4 separate regions of the Mus musculus genome follow, and all the other regions are linked to region 3. Evidence: chromatin loops called from intact Hi-C (ENCODE). Cell type or tissue: heart. All regions are shown on one strand.

Region 1 (2,500 bases), 56 kb before region 3:
TTACTGGAAGAGGGAACACTTATTAAAGTCAGGGAGCCACTTAAAGTCAGTTCTTTCTACCATGTGGGCTCCAGGTACCAATGTCAAGTCTTCAGATTTATCAAGAAGAGCTTTTACCCGCTGGGCCATCTCACTAGTCCATCAGACTTTGTTTGTTTGTTTGTTTGTTTAAACACACTTCCCTCCTCAAGCCTAGTTAGAGTGGCCATCACAACAAAGAGTAAAAAATGCGAAGAATAAAATTCTGTTTCCCTCCTCTGAGGTCCTTTAACTGCCCCCTAGTGATCTCCACTTAAATTTCAGACACAACCTGTCTGAGCAGCCCTGTGATTAAAGTAGCCAGTTCCCTCCAGGGAGGGCCTCGGACTTTCCCATCTGGGGTCCTTGTAGTTTCAACCCTAATTCAAAAAGCACTGGGCCTAATCCACCGAGGCCTAAAACAACTGAGGCAGTCTGCATGAATATAATGTCTGGATCATTTCTACTTAGATGTCATACAATTCTGGTAGAATGGCTGCTTGTGTCCCACAAGCAGGGGTTTAATGCTTTGGTCTCTTAGTTCTTCCTTGAGTGGGGTCTTCTAGTAAGGACAACCCTTACTGCTGTGGAGTCTTGGCTTGAAGTTAGTTAGTGACTGGCTTGCCCTGACTTCAGCAGCCCCGTTGACTGCAGTCCAATAGGCAGGCTGCTTAAGACCGTGCCTCCACGTACCTGGTTCCCTCTAATTCCTGACTGCTGGGACTGTCCAGCTGCCTATCAGGCCTTGGGGCTCCCTAGCCACCCTCTCTGGACCTTTTCATGTTGCTCAGATCTGGTTCCCAAACAAACTCCTTTATTTTTTTCCAGTACTACTTTCATAGGTTTTACCCACCACCCCCCACCTCCTTTTTAAGATTGACTTTAAGTCCCCACTTCCTTTCTGAAGGTAAGCTGTTTATTTTCGTCCTTCAAGATCTGACAACCCACTACTACTGAGGGTCTTACAAAATCTTGTGAGATTATGAGCAGTTAACAAATCTGGCTCTTTCGAGTACACCTACTGCCATCTAGTGCCTACCAAAGGAAATTTAATTTATTTACAACAAGGATAAAATTATTTAAGGATTTTGAGTCAGAAAATCTTTAAACGGCTAACACAAGTAATTCTGCCCAAAGAACAAAAGAAACATGTCTGCATTTATGATAGAGAAAGCCCTGCCTCTCAGATTACAACAGAAGGCAGACACAGAAGCTCACAGAGACCAGGAGACAAGTCGTCATCCTCACAGAGTTATCAGAATAACTGAGGTACTGTTATGAAATTACCCTGAAATCCATTATCACTCAAAGGGTGTCAAACCCCTTCTCACGGACCACCTGAAAACCAGCCGCGAGACGTAACGACGGCAACAAAGACAAAGTGGACTCACCTGAAAGTGCAGAATTATTGTCCATATTAACCCCAAAGTCAGCTTAGGATTTCCATCTGTTATGTCATCATTTCTGATGTTCACCAACTTCACCTGTTTGTAGGTGAGAGAGAGAAACAGTGATTATTACACACCAGGCACGGGTTCTCGTCGCCTACAAAGGAAACGCTAAATGACACAAAGAACACACAGGTCACCAGATGCTACGGCCTTCCCTTCCACACTCTAGATGACAAACACATCTAAGCCGAAACTGGGTACTGCTGGGGCTCTCCCTTCTAGAGCACATACCGGAAGTGACCACCTGTCAAAAATATGATGATGGCGCCTGGATATTTATGACCTTAAAATCAGGGGACAGTCTTCTTTTGAAATGAGCTTATTTTACTCTTCTTATCAAGCAGAAAATGAACCAAGTTTGATGACCTGTAGATCTACTGCAGAGGATTTTTATTTTCTATCGTATGTATTTCTCTCGTGTGTACTTAAATCACTGAGTCTCTAGACGCTGAGCAAGCACCAAAGACTCGTGCAATCCTCAGAACCACAGCTTATCAACAAATGCTGAGCTCCGACATTCAGTAAGTGCGACGCTCTCTGACACTTATGTCTACAAAAGAACTGAGAACCTCAAGTGAACACCAAAACTTACGTTATCATGTTGGACACCTTTGTTCCTTATTTCAGGGAGCATGACGGAGGAAGAGAGACACTTTGCCACCATTGTCCCCTGTCATGTGACAACACAGGCTGCCTTTGCCAGATCCAGAGTGTTACTCTCTTGATCTCCAGTTCTCAGCCTCTAGAACCACAAGCGATGAACCCTGTCCTCTGTGATTTACACAGCACAGAAGCTGCGCAAAGCGCACTGAGCCGGTTATCTACGTATGACAAAGAGCAGACTGGTCTACCAGGAGTAAGAACCCGGCTAGCATGACTTCTAGAAGGAAGGTGTGAACTATGGAAATATTTTAAGAAACGCAGTGCAAAGTGTTAACTGTTGCCCACCCCTACCCGGGAGCGGTGGTGCTCGCCCACATTCTTGAAACACTGCTGCTATTCAAATGTCTACCTGCTTAGGCAGATGCATC
Region 2 (2,500 bases), 60 kb before region 3:
AGTGTTTTCTTATTTAACTTTTACCTATCACAGAGCTAAGTTTCTATAGACTATTACAAAAGAAAAAAATCAAGAGCCATGAGTGAAAGACATCAAGCTTAAGTGTCCTGCTGAGCCAGAGCTTTCCCAAGTTACACAATGGTAAAATGTAGGTGCTATTTAAACTGAGGGTAAGAAATATGGGTAACACGCAAGATAAAGTCACCGTGTTGACCTCTGAAAACCCTTTAACTTTGACACAGGCTAACATGCAGATGGCATTTTTGAGAAGCCGCTACACTGGAGTCTGGTGTGAGGGGGAGGAGGGGCAGTCACTTACTCCAGTGTCGCTTACCTGGCATCCATCATCCCTAGGTGCATCCTTGGAGACAGAGGACACACCAGAAGAGAGGGAATGGCACCTCCTTTTTGTGAGCTGAAGACGGTGTACTCCGAAAGGGTGACCTCTCTCATCACTGTCCTGTTCCAGGACACTGTGACAGCTTCTTGAGAGGTTTCCCATAAGTGCACTGTTTTTGAGGGACTTCTCTGTGACACAGAGAATGGGACTTGAGCTGGCTGCCGTTTGGGAAAGAGAAACATTGTCTTTTCTCAGGAATGTTCTGTGTTTTGAGTTGACATCATCTAAGTGTCTCTCCGTCTCTGGGCAATATGGAGGGCTATCTTCTTCTGAAATTATCTTGTCTGGGATGCTAACTTGGACTTCTGAGTATCTCCCCTGAGCAGAGGAAACTGTCACTCGGTGGGGGTAGCCGTCCACAGAGCTGGGCAGAGGTTTCTGGTCACCGTGCTCTGTGGCTGCCCTCTTCCCCAGCTGCACAGCATCTTCCTTAGTGGGGCTTGCGGCAGGGTCCTCCCACGGCAGTTCTCCGGAGGACACAGCTGGCTGTCCCCCAGCAGGCTGACTGACGCCCTTCTTGCCTTCTCTTTCACTGCTTTGCCGCACCGGCTCGGTGTCATCTACAACTTTTTGGCAAGGCTTTCTTCTGAAATACTTTCTTCCGGGAGAGTATTTTTCAGGACTCAAGGGACTTTTGGCAGGATCGAAATATGGCTCTTCTTTCTCAGCCCGCACACAGCCACAGACATTCCCCATTTGATTCACGGGCACTCACGGCTCCACGAACTCACTCATTTCAAAATCCGGGGCTTCCAGGGACCCGCTCCACCAAGTCCCGAGACGCCACTCTGACTTGTAATTCCTAGCAGGCTGTGTGACTATCCTCTTCAGCCCGAAGCCATGTTGCTTATGAGAAAACCACTTGCAAGAAATGCTGTGGCTTCCTGCCAGCCGGTCCTGTGTCTTATTAGGCACTGTGGCTCATTCCTGGCCACCAGTCCTCTCAGACAAACATGACTGCTCACAGTCAAATCAGACACCAGTGAACTTCCACGGCAAACCCCGAGGCTCACTACGGAGACCACGGCCCTCCAGTTAACACTGTGCCTTCTGAAATGCACACACACCCTATCGACAGCTGCATTAACCTCTGAAGCTAAGCAAACAGAAAGTAAACACAGTCCGGAGACTCGCTAGCAAAGTGTCCTTCAAGTTCAGTCTCAAAGTGCCTTTCACAGTCAAGCTCAGGGAGCCACCCCTGGAAACGCCACCTAATTTTAGGGCCCCCACACAAATAGATGAAAAGCTTGTGAGTCTCTAGTGTTAAGACTAACTCAGAAAAAAGTAGCATAGAGATAGGACTCAACAATTGGATGAAGGGAAGATAAATATTGAAAGCCGAAAATACCTTCAATTATGTCTAAAGCTAGTCTTTTAATACGGCTTTGAGACAGTGCTCAAATCATAAATCTCTGATTATCTGCTCACTAGGACAGGATTGTCACATGACCAAAGAACTACGTGAAGGGATTTAAAGGTGGAGCACTTAGCTAAAGGAAGTGTGCTCACTCTGACACATGCATTAGGGCAGTTAAACTTTATGCTCTGCGATTGCACTTGGGTTAAATATTAGACAGCTTTAGCAGGGTCAGGGTGGGAAATTAAGGAATCAGTATGGACTCAATACTCTGAGCTGTTTGTATTCCTAACCCTGAGTCACAGACACGGTGCAAAGGAAGTCAGCGTGACAGGGAAGATATTGTCACACAAGCCAAAGTCAGCTGGAAAGTCGGTACCTGCCTTTCCTGAGGTAGTCTTTCTCTGAGGAGGGGCTATCCAGTCAAGGGTCAGGTTGACACACTGATGTTACAGACATCTGTAACATATCTGTATTGTAAGGGTTTTCTTAATCATTTAGAAAGAAAATTAAACATTAGCCAGTGATGTTCTAGATGAAGGCTAGGGGGGAAAAATGTCTTGGGTTTGTTTGTTCTTAAGTTTTCAATATGTGCAATGACAACGGAACACGGTTTGAATGTGGAATGGCTTCTGTGTGTACTGCCAGGGTGGGGAAGCAGGCTGAGATTGGCACACCCTCCACCCTTCCCTCCGGCCCTGCCAAACTAAGCAACTGTCCATGGTTAGGTCACACGCCCTGTT
Region 3 (2,500 bases):
ACGCTGTAAGCGTTTCTGCCACTCTGATGACTATATATTTCCTTAAAACTAAAACTCCTTCCTCCACCTCTCCTTCTACTCCTCTATCTATCTATTTATCTATTTATCTATTTAGATAGATAGATAGATAGATAGATAGATAGATAGGTTTTTTGTTTGTTTCTTTCCTAGTTGCTATGTGATTACACAAGGTTTTCCCCTGACCTTGTTCTCATTATATACTTTCTAAGATTAGGGGTTTTTTAATGTGAGACTTCTCTGTCCTAGGAGTTCTACTGAATTCATTCAATAAAACAACGAGCACATATTTTAACAGCTACTGTGAATGGAACCATGAACAACACAGAGACAGACCTGGAAGAAGGAGGTTTCTAGTGTTTATCTTGGGGACTTGCTGTTCATAGTGAGGTTGCACATTCCAAAGTCCATTACATATTACCAAATGTCCACAGACACATAAATAAGTGCAAGCTCCAGATTGTGTGGGAAATACAATAACTGGCATTTCAAAGCCCTTCTGTCTGCCTTGATCCAGCCCAACATTTCCTAGGTATATTTTTTTCTTTCATGAATGAATCAAGGCAGGGTGGGAGAGAGAACAGGAAGGGGAGGGAGGCATGCATATCTGACTGAATGGGGAGAGGGAAAAAGCTCAAAGCTTTTGTAAATAAATGGCCATTTCCATCAAGGAATGGTGGTCTGGCCTCACAAGGAACTCACCTCATCACCTACATTTCCTACGGCTGAATAAATGTGTTTAAGGTATAGTATGTGGTTACCTAAGGCTCAGAGTGGCTTTTGTTAGCTAGCTTGGAAGAGTGTCCGCTAATAAAACAACACTACAAACAGATTAATATACAACTCAGCACAGCAGTAATTATAGTCCAGTTATTACTACAGAATAAGAAGAATTAAGTTTCCCAGAAGGGGGGGGGGGACCTACATGTTCCTGAGCACCCTTCTTTTATAGGCAAAACCTTCTGTAGACAGACAGCACACACACACACACACACACACACACACACACACACACACACACACACACACACACACACACACACACACCTTTAAGGCAGAAGCTGTCTGACTGTTGGGAGATGTCCTCCACCTGCTCAGGTCTCAGTCAGTTTCACTACCCAGTGTTTCTATGCTCCCAAGTGGCTGAAGGGAGAACTGCAAGTCAGTTACCACAAGCCCTGCCGGAGCACCTCCTCCAAGAGGTCCCCTGGACAACCCTTCAGCACAAATACCATTTGTTAGTGTGTCTGGCAGGTGCCCTTTGGTTCCATTTCCTTTAATTACTCTCAGTATTCTGGTTAGTCTGGTCCCCATCACACACCGTTGGACTCCTCGTATGTGCATTATATTGGCAAAATGTCACGTGCTTGTGTAAGCCTCTTAAAAGTGAACCTGGGAGTAAGGAGTCCCTCCCGACCTCCAAAATCCCTGTCAATAGAAAGCTCTTAGAGGGTCCCTAACTCTGTAACTAGAAAGAAACACAGCTAAGGGTGTTAAAAACTTAGACCCTTAAAAACAGCCAAAATGTAACCATTCCCAGCAGAGGTTACTATTGTTTATCCCATAATATAATAACACCTGCAGTCAGAACAAGAAGGGGGTGGGGAGTTCATTTGCGGGAATCTCTTCAGTAGGCAGTCTGGCTGACCACAACTTCCCTAGTGAGTTTACTGATGGATGATGCTAAGTGCCCAGTCTGATGTTATCTCTCTGCTGCTCTTACTGGGACACTCACTGGAGGGCACGCCCAGCGCTCACTGCCCCAGGGAGGCTTCCCAGGGGAATCTCTTGCTGAGTGTTTTGAGTGCATGCTTTGGCAGTGTTCTGCAGTCAGCTACCCCCGTTTATTCTTTTACTTACATAATAAACTCTCATTCAAAACCGAAGCTATTGCAGATCATTCTCCAGACTAAGCAAAACAACGTCCTATGTTCCCATGGCAACAGCAGCCTGCCCTCCCAGGCTGCAGGGTCAGTTCTCAGCTGAGGAGTCCAGCAAATAGACCACGCTCAGAACAATTAACAGCAATGGCCCTGTTTTATGTTTTTATCTTTGCATTCCCAGCAATGACCATGCTACCAAGCAGAGAGAGGACATGCAGAGGTTTCTGGGGAAAGGAAGACGAAAAGAAGAGGAAAGACAATAGGGAGAAGGACTGAAAAGAAAAAAAGAAAAAAAAAACCACTAACTTCATAATCAGAACACTGGTCCATGACCATCTATACCTAAGTAGCTACATCAGCAGAGGTCTTCAGAAGGCCCACTTCTTACTATAAGAGAAAGGCTTCTAAACTTTATATGCCCCAGTACAGGGGAATACCAGGGCCAAAAAGGGGGAGTGGGTGGGCAGGGGAGTGGGGGTGGGTGGATATGGGGGACTTTTGGTATAGCATTGGAAATGTAAATGAGTTAAATACCTAATAAAAAATGGAAAAAAAAAAAAAGAGAAAGGCTTCTAACTTTAAACATTTAACTGTTCACA
Region 4 (2,500 bases), 150 kb after region 3:
GGCATATTGGGGCGGGGCGGAGAGAGTATTGGACCATCTGTCTCTAAGGTGATTTCTCTGCAAGAAGTTCCAGCAAAGTTGGGAGAGGGGAGCCCATATCATCACGCCTTACTTTTTTATTCCTAAGCTCCAGCAAAGGCTTGGCAAAGATACGAGTACCTCAGCCCAGGACTCCCCTACAATTACCTTCTGGGCTCTAGCAAACTGACCCTAAGAATCGGAGCCTGATCCTTCCTTCCAGGACCTCCGAATCTCCGTGGTTATCCAAACCTGGTGACTCAGAGGATGGAGGTGAGGCCAAAGGGCCAGGGCGCGTTAAATAAATAAATGCACTTAGCTTGAGGAGTGGGCACTGAGTGGGCAGAAGAGGCAGAGAAGGCTTGAACCTCGCTTCTGCCCAGAAGAACCCAGCGGCGGCGTGTCTTACCTCTGCTTCTGGAACGACCCGAAAAGACCGATTTCATCGGATGTCTCCCTTTCTGGAGCTTGCGGTGCCAGCAGCAGAAGAAGACGATGGTGGCGACGGTGCCCAGCAGGAGCAACAAGAGGAAGAGAGCACATTGGATGCTGTAGGGTCTCAGCAAAACGAGGAAAGCGGCGGCGATCATGGTGCGGGCGAGGCGGGGGGCCGTGCGGCGCGGGGCTAAGGCTGCAGAGCGCGCGGGGCGCGGGGCGCGGGACGCGGGGCGGGCGCGGCGGACAGGGGCGAGCGCGGCTCAGCGCGTCAAGCCCGGCGCTCGCGGCCCCGCGCGCGGCCCAATGGCTGCACACCCCGCGCCGGCCCCGGAACGACTGATGGAGAGCAGCGGGCAGCTCTCGCCATGACTCAGCACGCGGCGCAGCGGCGAGAGCCGCGCCCCTCCCTCCGCAGGCGCCCCAGCCCGCGCGCAGCTCTCGGGCTCAGCCCCGCCCGGGACGCAGCCGGCTGGGAGCATCATCGGGTGGCCGCCCGGGGCCTCGGCGTCCTGAAGCCGGCGCACGTGGGGCGGGACGGGGCGCGGCGAGCCGGCGGGGGGCTCGGTGGGTGACGTCACGGGCTGCGGCGGCAGCGGCGGCGCGGGTGCGGGCGCGCGCGCATGGCTGGGGCCGGGACCGAGCGGCGCGCGCCCTCCAGCAGGTCGGTTCGGTGCGCGCGCGGCCCGCCAGGCCACGCGCCGGGCGGCGGTGCGCGGGGACCCCCGGGTTTCGCCTGTGTAAGCCTCCGCGGACCTTCTGCTGGAGGCCGACGTCAGGGGGCGCCAAGGAGCCGGGGGGAACCCGGGCTCCCGCCTCCCTGAGCCCGCCCGGAGGCTGGGGCTCGGAGGATGCAGCAGGGTGAGCTATTTGGTTTGGGGGCGGGGGTAGTCCCTGCGCATGGAGGCGCGAGCACCTGGAAGGGCCATCTCCAAGCTGGTCCAATCTTAGGAAAGGCGGCACGCCGCGGTCTGCAGGCTTGCACCCTACCACCCCCAAACTTGGTGCTGATTCTCAGCCCAGACGTGAGCTCTGCCACGGTCAAAGAACCCTGATTCATTTATTGGCTTTGTAGGGAGAGGTGATTTTAGATGTAAGGATCTGACATGATGAAGGATGAAGGAAGTTGGTGATTGATTGGCCTGTAGATACTGCAGGAGAAATTTTTAGGCACTGTCAGACAACGGCGATCGGTCACACTCGGGTACACACCCTTCTCCCCTTTGCCGTTTTTTTCCAGCTTCCCTTACATTCCGTTACAATCCGCAAAAACTGTATCGCAGTTGTGGGCTGGACACTTGACAGTGATCGCTGATTCGGTGCCAACGAAGAAGGCAAGGCGTGAGCGCTGCGGTGTGCTCTTTTGCGGAGGGCCTCTGCCACCTGGCGAGAAAGCCAAAGCTGCAGTGGCCGCCTGCAGCGTGTTGCGGCCTTAGCGGGCCAGTGCAGTGCTCTGCCCTGCTTGCCCCTAAGGCAAACTGGCTTTCCCTGTGGGAGTTGGATGATTTGTTTTCTTTCATTGACTTGTATTTTTTAAATTAACTATATGACATATGACAAATGAAATATTACATTTGTGCAATTTCTAGTAACTGGCTTGAAACTAAATAATTCGTAAAATTCCAAAAGTCAATTGAAGAATCGATAGGAATGTGTGTATTGTTGTCTAACTATATGAAACCAACTGTTCAGTTCTGCAAAAATGTGTAGCCATTAGTGACTGATAGGTGAATGATGTATTATCAAGTGTGAGCATTAAAAGAAATGCGGAAAGATGTTGCTTAGCCCTGATGCCAGGTTCATAAGCACGGAAAGCACAGGAAAATGTGCTCTTATTTGCATGTTGGCCTCCTAAAACAAATACAGATTGCTATTATATGCCACTCATTCTGTTGTTTGAGGCTGAGGATGGAAAGCACCTTGCTTGCCGACACTGAGGAAGGTGAGACTCTTGACTGTCAGACTGCGGGGAGCACTGGGTGCCAAACAGGCTTCACGGGTCCCTGGCAGTCAGCAGAGCTGTCTGGAACTTCTGCATCCCGTGCAC

What was found. Peaks named below come from ENCODE experiments on the same cell type or tissue, not always from the same donor. Only the 100,000 strongest peaks of a DNase experiment are listed, where the experiment ranks them.
Region 1: it touches region 3 in a loop (4-fold over the local background); 9 of 42 quality-filtered maps call a loop at or near these places.
Region 2: a loop joins it to region 3, with 2.9 times the contacts of the local background. A loop is called at or near these places in 7 of 42 quality-filtered maps.
Region 4: it touches region 3 in a loop (2.1-fold over the local background); 3 of 42 quality-filtered maps call a loop at or near these places.

What each region holds. Positions count from the first base shown.
Region 1 is chr1:34,116,434-34,118,933 of GRCm38, reverse strand. Dst (dystonin) reads right to left here. Exons shown (of 103, transcript NM_001276764.1): 8 at 1,410-1,502. Mir6896 (microRNA 6896) reads right to left here and starts at 1,575; the gene lies at 1,503-1,575. In heart, a CTCF peak has its summit at 1,068 (motif pointing left); no DNase peak of the experiment used is centred here; H3K27ac peaks cover 836 bases.
Region 2 is chr1:34,120,227-34,122,726 of GRCm38, reverse strand. All of the region lies in intron 8 of Dst (dystonin), which reads right to left. It overlaps Gm51742 (a long non-coding RNA gene), which reads left to right. Exons shown (of 3, transcript XR_003948640.1): 3 at 1-88. Among named protein-coding and RNA genes, the nearest start is that of Mir6896, 4.1 kb to the right of the region's middle. In heart, no CTCF peak of the experiment used is centred here; DNase peaks (open chromatin) are centred at 357, 1,286 and 2,476; H3K4me3 peaks cover 524 bases; H3K27ac peaks cover 1,391 bases.
Region 3 is chr1:34,059,984-34,062,483 of GRCm38, reverse strand. All of the region lies in intron 4 of Dst (dystonin), which reads right to left. Among named protein-coding and RNA genes, the nearest start is that of Mir6896, 56 kb to the left of the region's middle. In heart, a CTCF peak has its summit at 1,191; DNase peaks (open chromatin) are centred at 1,173 and 1,803.
Region 4 is chr1:33,906,380-33,908,879 of GRCm38, reverse strand. Bend6 (BEN domain containing 6) reads left to right here and starts at 1,259. Exons shown (of 7, transcript NM_177235.3): 1 at 1,259-1,314. Dst (dystonin) reads right to left here and starts at 655. Exons shown (of 103, transcript NM_001276764.1): 1 at 428-655. The coding sequence starts at 608. In heart, CTCF peaks have their summits at 1,232 and 1,879; DNase peaks (open chromatin) are centred at 1,009 and 1,249; H3K4me3 peaks cover 2,011 bases; H3K27ac peaks cover 1,455 bases; H3K27me3 peaks cover 283 bases.